2 separate regions of the Homo sapiens genome follow, and region 1 is linked to region 2. The links are chromatin loops, found by intact Hi-C in ENCODE. Cell type or tissue: endothelial cell of umbilical vein. All regions are shown on one strand. Links, peaks and the distances in the headings refer to the core of each region. The heading gives the core; the rest is flanking DNA.

What was found. A loop is a pair of places that touch in the nucleus more often than their neighbours do. Peaks named below come from ENCODE experiments on the same cell type or tissue, not always from the same donor. Only the 100,000 strongest peaks of a DNase experiment are listed, where the experiment ranks them.
Region 1: a loop joins it to region 2, with 2.9 times the contacts of the local background. A loop is called at or near these places in 1 of 110 quality-filtered maps.

Annotation. Positions count from the first base shown.
Region 1 is chr6:142,410,670-142,416,059 of GRCh38, reverse strand. It overlaps ADGRG6 (adhesion G protein-coupled receptor G6), which reads right to left. Exons shown (of 25, transcript NM_198569.3): 18 at 4,649-4,755; 19 at 964-1,091; 20 at 1-264. Among named protein-coding and RNA genes, the nearest start is that of ADGRG6, 110 kb to the right of the region's middle. RefSeq lists enhancers at 2,254-2,548, 2,274-2,568. In endothelial cell of umbilical vein, for the core only: no CTCF peak of the experiment used is centred there; DNase peaks (open chromatin) are centred at 2,429 and 3,609; H3K27ac peaks cover 4,183 bases.
Region 2 is chr6:142,843,566-142,848,955 of GRCh38, reverse strand. All of the region lies in intron 1 of HIVEP2 (HIVEP zinc finger 2), which reads left to right. Among named protein-coding and RNA genes, the nearest start is that of HIVEP2, 99 kb to the left of the region's middle. RefSeq lists enhancers at 82-181, 752-821, 2,168-2,217, 2,274-2,967. In endothelial cell of umbilical vein, for the core only: no CTCF peak of the experiment used is centred there; DNase peaks (open chromatin) are centred at 845, 1,865, 2,845 and 3,695; H3K27ac peaks cover 2,605 bases.

The DNA of each region.
Region 1 (5,390 bases), core at 149-5,148, 430 kb after region 2:
CCAATGATGCAGAATTTTAGAATGTATCGGCGAATGTAAGTGTTAAATACTTTAACTAGAGCAATGTACATGTGAATTGCTTCTAGCCCCATCCAGGTAAAGGTTGCCAGAAGGAAGAAATGCAACAGGACTGCAACAGCAATGCAAAGTCCATCCACATTGAAGGAGGTGATCCAGCCATCTAGGAGGAAGAGGAGATTCAGGAACAGCAGGGCTGTGCTCAGGTTCATCAAGATTTTGGAGGGATAATCCCTTCGCAATTTCCTAAAAAATGAAAAAAGGAATCTATGAGAGAACTAATACTGTATATCAATCTTTTAAGCACAGGCCTGTATAAATTCGTATCTTATACAACCCTGCAATGAGATAAGTAGCACCACCTTTCTGATGTGGTTCTGCTAAAAGGAGGGGCTAAGGATATTTATGAGTATTTGGCAAGTTATAAAGACTTTAAAAATATTAGTTTACTTCAAAATTATTTCCAATTGTTTATACAATTCCCAGTTGGGCTTCAACTGAATTTTTTTTTAACCCAGGAAAAATTCTAGAGTTGTAAGAATGACATTTTTCTTAAAAAATAATTTCCCTAAATTATTTGAACCTTTTTGATTTTTAATGAGTTAAAAGGATCTTAAAAAAATTGTTTCAGGACTAATTTTATAAGATTATAAAACAAACATTTTCATGTTTTACAATACAGAAAGCACCTTATATAATTTTTACTTACTTAAATGTTAATCATTTCTAACAGATTTGAATGCATTTTATAAATAGAAATACAGCAATTATAAATTAAAATTCTATAGCTGGAAAATTCATGTTACATAATATATTTTATCAGAAACATGAACATTAACGTTCAACCACCCTACAGTGTATAAATGTTTTTCAAAGCCGAGGCAATTTTCTTATTCACATTTGGAACAGTTAGCAATGGGTTTGGCAGATTAAAAATATACTTACTCAAAAGCAACATATGTCAGGAGAGTTGCTGCTGAAAAAATAGCAGATATTCCACACCCAATATAGCTGATGAAAGTGAGGACTTTAGTGTTTCTTGCATCTAACTGTGAGGCACTTCTTGGAAGGTCCTACATAAAACATGGCGAGCAGCTGTAAGAAACTCTCTTCTCATGAGAATGGTTCTCTGTTTCACTAGAAAGTTCACTGTTAACATTAGAGCAGCTTACTCTCAGGGGCTAAAACCAACAGTGTAAATCAATATTAAAATTTCCATTTATTATATTATTTTCGATCAATAAATAAAAGAAAAAAATGCAGCATTACTTCTGGAAGTCGTTACACATTGTTTTTCATCATTACCTTCTTTCCCAAGCTTTCTGCAAACCGGTATAACCTGAAGATCAAAACCACCAGGACTCTCAACAGAAATTGGAGAGGAGACGGTTGCCTTGCATAATAAACCATCAGGCCCATTCCTAACAGTTGCAGGGCTTGGGGCACCAGTTCAAATGGAGACCACAGTAGTCTATATGGCCAAACCCTCAAGCCTTTAGGTTCCTTGCCAGGTAGCAAGGAGCTCAGCCAGAGGCTGGTGCTGGTGCTGTGACTGCCAGGCTCTAAGGGTGGTGCGGAGGCTCCTAACCCTGGTTATTTCAATGCTTGGTATGTATGAGGTGGGACTGTCTTTATTTTCATAACTGAGATGCCATTAAGACTTTTGGGGGTCATAGACTTTTTTATTCCTATAGTACTGAAAGGATACAATTTAAATTATTTGGGGCTGTTGTGGAGTGGAAAGAAGTAAATACTTTCCAGTGTATTAATATAAAGTATTAATTTCAATGTGCTAAGGGAGACTTACAGGTCTGGACTTGGTAGAAAAATCTTTCTTTTCTGCCTTAAATGGGGGATTGGGATAGGAATAAATCTTGAGGTAAGACCACTCACTCAATCCTGGTTGGAGGAGAAAAGTACCTCCTTTATGTAGATGTTAAAAAATGGAGTGTTCTTACAGAAGGGATGTATTGAATATCTAGCGTAAACTTTTAGGTTTTAAATTATGGAGAAAATGTTTATGATTTTTCCTTCTATATGTAAATTGCCTTTAACTGTCATCAAAATGCCAATAAAATCTGCTACTCACACACAGGCCTTAAGTTGTGTGTGTGTGTGTGTGTGTGTGTGTGTGTGTGTGTGATAAAGAAATGTGGGTTAGTTTCAGGTTTCACTGATGCAGTAAAGAACAGGTACAGTATCTCTGCAACATCAAGCCATGCACGAAGTGATGGAATTCAGCAGAAGCAGAGGCTCAGAGTCTGAGGGGGCTCCCCCTATCTTCTTATCCCAGGAATCCCTTAAAACACTGGGAGAACACGGGGCACCCAGGGTACATGGGATGGGGTTTGAGTTGGTGCCACTTGATTCACAGATAGGCTAACTCAACCAATGATTCATCAGCCCAGAGAGATGAATCATGGTTTTGAGAGATTGCCAAGTGATGTGTCACAAATTCTTGAAAAACCTATGACTTGCAAATCACAATTAAATCCAGAATTTCAAATAGAAATTAAATAAGGCTGCTTACAGATTTGTTTACAGATTTATACACAATTTCATGTTGTTTTGTTCTTTTAGAGAATGAAAATATGAAAACTTTTATGATATAGCCAATATGAAAATGTACTAATCTTCATGAAAGCCAGTTTTAGTACAAAGAAATGTAGCAGAAGACATTAAATTCTTGAAATATTTGTAGACCAGAAGATATAATTATAGGTATGAGGTGCATTGTTTTAGCATCTCATATGGTGAACTGGTGAATGTGTCATGGGACAATGCAGACTCTGGGAATATCTTATACAAGTGAATAAAGAGTTTCTAAGTCAAGAAAAACTCTTAACAAAGTCTTGGTGGTCTGGAAAAACTGAAAAGATAAGAGAACATCACCAAAAAGGATATGTTCTGAAAAGATTTTCTACCAGCAATTTTTAATATTACAAAAACAGACAAGGTAGAAAATGGAAAGAGAACATGAATGATGCTTATCTTCACATATATATATATATAATTAACCATTCAATCAGATAGCAGCAGAAAAAATAATGCGTAATTACAAACTCATAATAAAATTTAGACAATATATGAAGGAACTGGCCATATGAAGTCGTGGGCAGGCAAACTCTGGCTTCATATAAATCATCTCTGAAGAGTAAATTTTGTTACTGTTATCTATTTATTTAATACCAGACTTACAACATGCACATAGTTGAAATATTTAAATGAATTAAGCTAAAGCTTACATACCTGAATGAGTAATCACAAAAAATAAGTGTTCTTTGAAAGAATGCCTGCTATCACTTTTGCAAAAAAGAGAACATGGAAGGAAACTGAATTTTCTTTTATAATTACTTAAGGAAAACATGCAATAGTTAATTGTTCATTTTCATGCTTTGACAGCAAAAGGAAAATATTTGTATTTTAGATAGTTAAAAAGGTGTCTTCTATGATTTATCACCTTTTTAAATGACTTGCTCTTATTCTGCAGAGCATTTATGTACTTGATTGTCAGGAAAATTACAACTTGCAGGGTTGCCATATGACAATGGCCATTTACATAGGCTGAGTAGATTTGTGAGCCAAATACTACATCCCACAGATCCTCAAGGCTTCCTCCCAGTCCCCACAGGAAGAAGGGTGCAAGATTTAAAGGCGGGAATAAACAAAACCTGACGTCTGTGATTCTAATTTGAAAAGCTTTATTGCCTCAGCTCACATCACTCCTATCTCCTATTAAAAAACAAATGTGGTTTGGTCCCTTTATGAAAACCAAACAGAAACAAAGGCTATGCTACAACCCAGAGCATACCCTGGAGACCAGAAAAGTGTTTGCAAAATCACAGGTAAACTGGATAAAAGGGAAAGGTATAAATCTATGGATGAGTTCAAAGAAGTCGCTGGATGCGTGGTGCGTCTTAAAATTTGGTGGGATAAGAAAAACACATTGACGCAATCTAATTTTGTTTAAAACTGTTTGGCAAGCTGGCTAATAAGATAAAACAGGGGCATGGAAGAAGGAAGGAAAGAATGATATAGAGGCCTAAGAGTGACAGAAACATCATAACCATTATCTCTCTTGCAGCTCTGAAGTCTCCATTCTAACCCTAGTCACTAGTCTGTCCTAACAAACTGCAATCTCTAGGAGGGAGATCACTCGGTGCAGTACCAGGTACAAAGCAACGTTCAAATATATTGAATGAGTGACAACATAAGAAAAATTTTTTTGATTACACTATTCACAATTCCCTTCCATGTTAGTAACACCCAACATTTTCTTCTTTAACTTTCTCTCCCTCCTCCCACTTGTCTCCCCGTCCATCTCTTTGACTCTGTTTCTCTCTTAATTAAAAAGTTTCATGAGGATTTTCTTGTTTCTGGGATTATTTATCATCACTGTTAATGCTACAGGAAAAAAAGGGAGAAAGTTCTTTTCTATAATTACTTTCACATATTTTTAATATGTGATCTTTGCTAATTAGATTCTTTATTAAGAATTAAGATTCACGGTACAGATGAAAACTATCAGGAAATAATTCCCAAAATACATAATCTAAAAATACATACAAAAAAGGAGTATGCCATCCAAAGTTACAGCATGTCAAAATGAGCTTAGAAATTCCCCCCTTACCATCAGAACTCCAAAGTGTGTGAAGTGGTTACACAGGCAGACTGTCTCACTTGCATCTGAATCTCTGTGTGCAACACATCCTGACGTGTTCCATCCTCCAAAACTTTCTGTTGAAGGAATCAACAAACAGTGTGAAAACAGCAGGTCAGTTTCTTCTCTATAATGGATGAGACCTTCTATAGAGAAATTTGCCTCAGTCTCTTCTGCCATACAGAGTTTATCTGTAAAATGGATACCATTATGAAAGTTTTCAATGCTTAGAATAATTTGGATTCCTAGAATAATCAAATGTTAGCTCTGGGTGGGCAGTTAGAGGTGATCTAATCAGTAGGTTCAAACTTGAGAGTTCCACAAATGTTTGATTCAAGTTTAATTTTTAACATATTTTAAAATGAACTTCCACAAAAAGAAGACTCATTTTCAAATACACTACACACTAATGAACCAACAATTTTTTCTGAGGGTTAATCTACATTTTCATGAAGACATAAGAACAAAGAAGGTTTGCTTTCTTAGAATGTGCCATTTATGTATACAAAAATCATGAATGGTAGTAACTGATTGTAAATGGCTTGAAACCACCTTATTTGACTTTCATGGTATAAAATGGAATATGAGCAATGCATATTGTCAATGTATTGAATCCATTTATTTAAATAATATTTTAAGATAATAAAGTGATACTTTTAACTAGGTAAATGAGTAAAGATCTTCTCAAAATTATGCAACTAAACCCCTCCAC
Region 2 (5,390 bases), core at 221-5,220:
ATAAAACAATCAGGCTTAGTGATTAGATGTAGCCTCTGGGACCTCAGAAGTGAAGAGAAGCCTCTAGTTCCTTTCATAGACTTGGGGTTGAACTGGTGCTTTCACTTGATTTAAATAGAGATCAGTTCATGGAATGGCAGCAGCAGTTATTTGGGTGACTTTTCCAGCTATTTCAAAAGCATCAGAATGGACAGAGCAGAGCCCAACTATTTGTTTCAGATTTTTTTTTTTTTGAGACAGTGTTTGGATCTGTTGCCCAGGCTGGAGTGCAGTGGCACAATCACAGCTCACTGCAATCTTAACTTCCCAGATGCAAGCAATCCTCCCACCTCAGCCACCTGAGTATCTGGGACTGCAGGTGCACCATGCTCCAGTTGAATTTTTTTTTAATTTTTATTTTTAGAGACAGAGTCTCACTATGTTGCTCAGGCTGGTCTTGAACTCCTGGGCTCAGACAATCTTCCCACCTTGGCTTCCCAAAGTGCTGAGATTACAGATGTGAGCTACCATGCCCAGCCTTTAGGAAAATATTCAGGTGCAATTCTTTCCTAAACATACTTCCTCCCTATTTCTTCTACACTTCCAAATACAGCTGTGTGTGTCAGGAAAAGAGGATATGAATGTTTTCATTTACTTAAGCAGTAAAAAATAATGGTTTCATTTACAGAAGTGATACCTTCCCCCATCCCACATCCATAGATAAGACTGTATTTGTGTGCTAATCATACCACTTTAAGTTATCTCTAAATCCACTAATATTAAGTTCATTCTTGGTGCAGTAGCTTCATCACAGTTCATTGATGGTAACATTAGAAAAAAGTTTGCTATTGGAATCCTTATGTTGTTAGGATTAGCCTCTAACTAAATGGAACAGGTATCTGGTTACCATGGGATAATCCGTTGTTAATGTTAAATATAAGAAGTCTTAGCAGTGAAGACTGATTTGTGACAGTCCTATATTTAGGATTAAGTTCTCTGCACTGTGATGCTGAACCATTGCAGAATTATGTTATATAACTGTGTTTCCTTTTGGCTTTCATAAAAATAAGAAACATGTTTCCTGAGGTCATCTTACATTGAGCAAAAATGTTAAATACATGAATAAAAATTCCACTTAGCTTTTTTTTAATATTAGTAGACTTCATGTAGATTTGTAGTCTTCATATATTTTGGAGTCTTATACTGGTTCAGTAGTCTTTTATGAAGAACAACAAACAAAACATCCTGTTTTTATAATGTTCAGCACAAATCCCAGTGGAATTATTACAGAAATAGCTGAAGTTCTTCCTATATCAGTTAGCAGTTGTTTAATTTTCATTATTTATTGTTACTCTTCAAAGTCATTTTTCGAAGTGTGACTATAACAGAATTGATTTTGTCATCAGGCACCGAAGTCCTGCTAAGTGTTAATTGCCCAGGGTTTTTATAAGGAGTTTGGAGATAACTCAAGTCCCACTACCATAGCAGCAGTGACCATTTTAAATCGCAAATATGTGTAAAACTCTTAAACTCTTTTTCGTCTTTTTTTTTTCTAACATTTCATGGCTTCATATTTCAGAGACTTAGTGGGATTACTTTAAGTGTTTGCTTATATTAAAATAAGGGAAAACCGAATAGAAAAGATGTTTTTAAAGGGTTGTAATATGGCTTTAGGACTGGTGAAAGAGCCAGAACGATGATTTGGAAGCTGAAAATAGCTCTATGTTTTATGCAATCAAGTAAAACTCTGTACCTTGGCATTCCCCGCACCAGATTAGTGAGGAATTGGAAGTGATTCCACCCCCAACATGCCATTATGGATGACACGCTGGGCTATGACAAACTGCTGGCTTAGTGGAGCATGTGCTGCTGGGAGTATAACCCTGAGGTACAGGGTGGATTAGAGTTGAGTGATCTCAACTCATATTCATTTCCTCTGAAAGGAAAACTGACCAGTCCTCTCTGTTCTAATGAGCATGTTTACAGCATGGCTTCTCAAAGTGGGGCCAGTCGCTTCAGGGGCAGAAGTGCACCATATTTCTGTTTGGTGCCAGCTTTACCTGCGTAGCCTTCACAGCACCTCATCCTGGTCCTTAAGAATTGCAGATTAAGACCACAGAACAGAGGGAGATGGATATTTCTTTTACACTCTTACAGGTTTTTTTTTCCTTAGTTTGTTTTTGATGTGTTGTTTTGCAAAACGCTGTGAAATAAGTGAGGACATAAGATGATTACTGAACTATTTCTGTTGAGCAAGTGGGTAAACCTCTCCTGGTAGAAGAATCAGAACCTCATCAGCCCAAGAGGCTGAGTCATCTTTGTGACTGAGAGGTTCATGCTTCACCTTAAGTCCTTGGTACCTAAAATGGGACTGTATGATGTGCCCTGTGAAATCAATAAAACTGTCAGGTTATAATTAACGTGTGGTGCTACTCTAATTAAACAGAATTGATGGGAAATATCTGGGAGTCTAGTAGCAATGGAACAATGATGTTTGCATTTAAATGATCTTAAGTACTCCTTAGACTTAATGCCCTATTAAGGGGACCGGGAGAATGTCACATCTCACTTAGCTGTATTGTGTTAGACAGTGGCCGCTGGCCGGGAAGGACCAGAGTGCATTAAGCTTGCGTTGTGGTGTCTGCCTTTGCAGACAGAAGATTTGGGAATGTATATTCTTTTCTTTTTTCTTTTTTTTTTTCTTCAAAGGAAATTAAATCACAGCCCTGACAGGAGAGGGTAAAATCTCTGAGAAGACCTCCCCAGTGCTTGGAATTTACAGACTCTACCACGTCCCAGTTTGCTATTGTCCTAAGGCAACACACTCCCCTGCCGCTCTCAGGCGTCTTTGGCGGCTGGCCAGCCTCCCAGGGCCTCTGGCTTTGATGTGTGGTGCAGGCTGTCCTCAGGCCAGGCTGTTGTTGCCGTGGCCTGGACTTCGCTCACACTGGATGCCAGGAGGGATGTCCTGTCTGCAATATACATTTCGACAGCCTGACAGTCCTAGTGATCGTCCTGCGGCAGGGGGAGCCTGCCTTTGTCTCAGCCACAAGTGGCTGTCCCCAGTCGCTTAGCTTTGCTGTGCTCTCTTTTGGTGTCTGCGGAAGACGAGTTTGCACCCAGCTTGTTGTCCGGGGGAGGGCCTCTCTGCCTGGGGAAGACAGCAGCTCTGCCAGGGCGCTGTCAATCTGAGGAGCCTCCTTGGCAGGGCTCTGGGGAACCGACCCGGCGAGTTGAACAGCTTCCTCTGGGGACATTGCATCGACCTTCATTTGATTTAAGCCTGGCAGCCTGGTTAGTGAGGACATCAATTCTGGCTCGGGAAATCTTCCTTAACTGAACCTTTGTTTCCACCATGGTCCCAGGCTTGTAGTTAGAAGTCTGTGCTGTTGCAAATTTAACTCTGTAACTTCTGGTAATATCCATGTGTAATTCTAAAAGCAGGTGACACAGAAACACAGATGATTATAGTGATAGGTACCAAGGAGAAAAAAATGGGACTACGCCTAATAATTAGTCAAAAGACATACGTATATATACACACACACACTTTGAAGAGAGAAAGAGAGAGAGGGAGGGAGAGAGAACTTATTGTTGATTAATTGTTTTCAGAAGAGCCACTTCAATTCCAATAAGAATCACCTCAGAGAACTGAAAGTAAACCATATCTGCTTCTAGTGTCTATGACACACCTTGCACTGTGCCTTAATAGGATTACTAATATTTCCCACAGAGGAGGAAGTCTTGCTTCTATTCTTGCAAAACCCCTCCCCCAAATCTGTCTCTTCACCAACAGTTATTTGTTTGTATTAAGTTTCATGATGTCCCAAGATTTTTGTTTGTTTTTGCTGTTTTCTTAATGTAAATGTTTTCATAATGAGAACACGTTACATTTTTGACAACCTAGCATGAAAAATCTTACCAGCTCTTTTCTGCAGTAGATGCAGCGTGCAGCCTGCAAAGACCCCATGTCCAGGTTAGGCCAGGTCACCTGAACAGGACCAGGATAGAAAGGGGAAGAGATTTGTAGAAGACACACTTCGTGGTCTCACTAGGGTGTGCCTGTTTGCATTTTGTTTATTGTTTTTGCAACCATTCATATGTGTTTATTGTTTTTGTAACCATTCATAAGTAGCAGTAATTTAGCATTCTCATATTAATATTTTTTTTCTTGTCACTAGTGAGTGTTTGCATGTGTGTGTGCATTGGATTGACGGGAGGGAAGGTGACTCTGTTGGTACATCCTGAATACTAGGATCTTGTTCGGCCCAATCGCAGTGTTACAGGTATCTTGTTAACATTCAAGCCTTGATGCTTTGAAATAGCAGTTTTGCCGTAATTCATTGCCTAAATTCTGACTTCCTTACTAAGAACAGGAAGCATAGTGAAGTTTGGTAGGAGAGAAACATACCTCGGACAGTAACTGTGGCTAAACCATAGTCATGGCATTTAACATTAATGTGAAACATAAGATTTGTAAGTCTTCCAAGTACCATTTCTTAATGCTTACAATAAGATGACGAATTTCATAGTTCCCAAGATGAAAAGATGGAAATAGAACTCAGTGAGATTACTGACCTGACTTAGGAGAGCTAAAATATTAGGTTTCTCTTTCAAATACTTCCTTCTTGCAGCTTGCAAGTATGCTCATCCCTCTGCAATTCTCTTCATTAAAAAAAAAAAGTTTAGAGATTGAATGTTTATGTTTGTATTGACCTGTGGAATCCTCAGTTGCTTTTCTGTTGAATCCATTGTGCAATACCCAACGTATTGTGGGTTGGTAGGAAAAACTCTTTTAAGATTAAAAAAAACACATAAGGTATAATTCATTAATAATTTCATTCTGTTTCTGGATATGTTTTCTTCCCATTGTCAGCCAGTGTGGGAGGAAAGAGAAGAATGGAAGAATATTGCTGGAGTTGAGGGTGTTGTGTGGGTATGTGCCATCCGAAAGTATGTTACAGGAGAAAAAAATTCTTTTTATAATAAAAGTAAAATTCAAGTACTCGAAGTAACAGAAGATTATTAAATCTATTGTAGTGAAAAGTTATGATTCTAATGCTCTGAAAGTCTTAATCATTAAAGACATATGTTAACCAAAGGCATACATATGCATAAATATATGTACAAAAATGGTAATTTTGTGCTCCCAGGCTCAAACCTAAAATGTCATTCATAACACTATTGCTGCTGCCAATGGAGAAAATTTGCATAAGACTAAGGCAAAACTACCCATTCTTTCCTGTCCTGGAATAGAATTATAATTTCCAAACCGACAAATTTTAAACAAGGCCAGAGTTTCCTTTCACCTGGTTCAAAGTGAATTCTGATTAAAAGCTTCCAATGATAATATCTATAACCACAAAGCAGGCTCACCGTAGCTTTCTCTTGTGGGAACTCTAGGCTCTCCC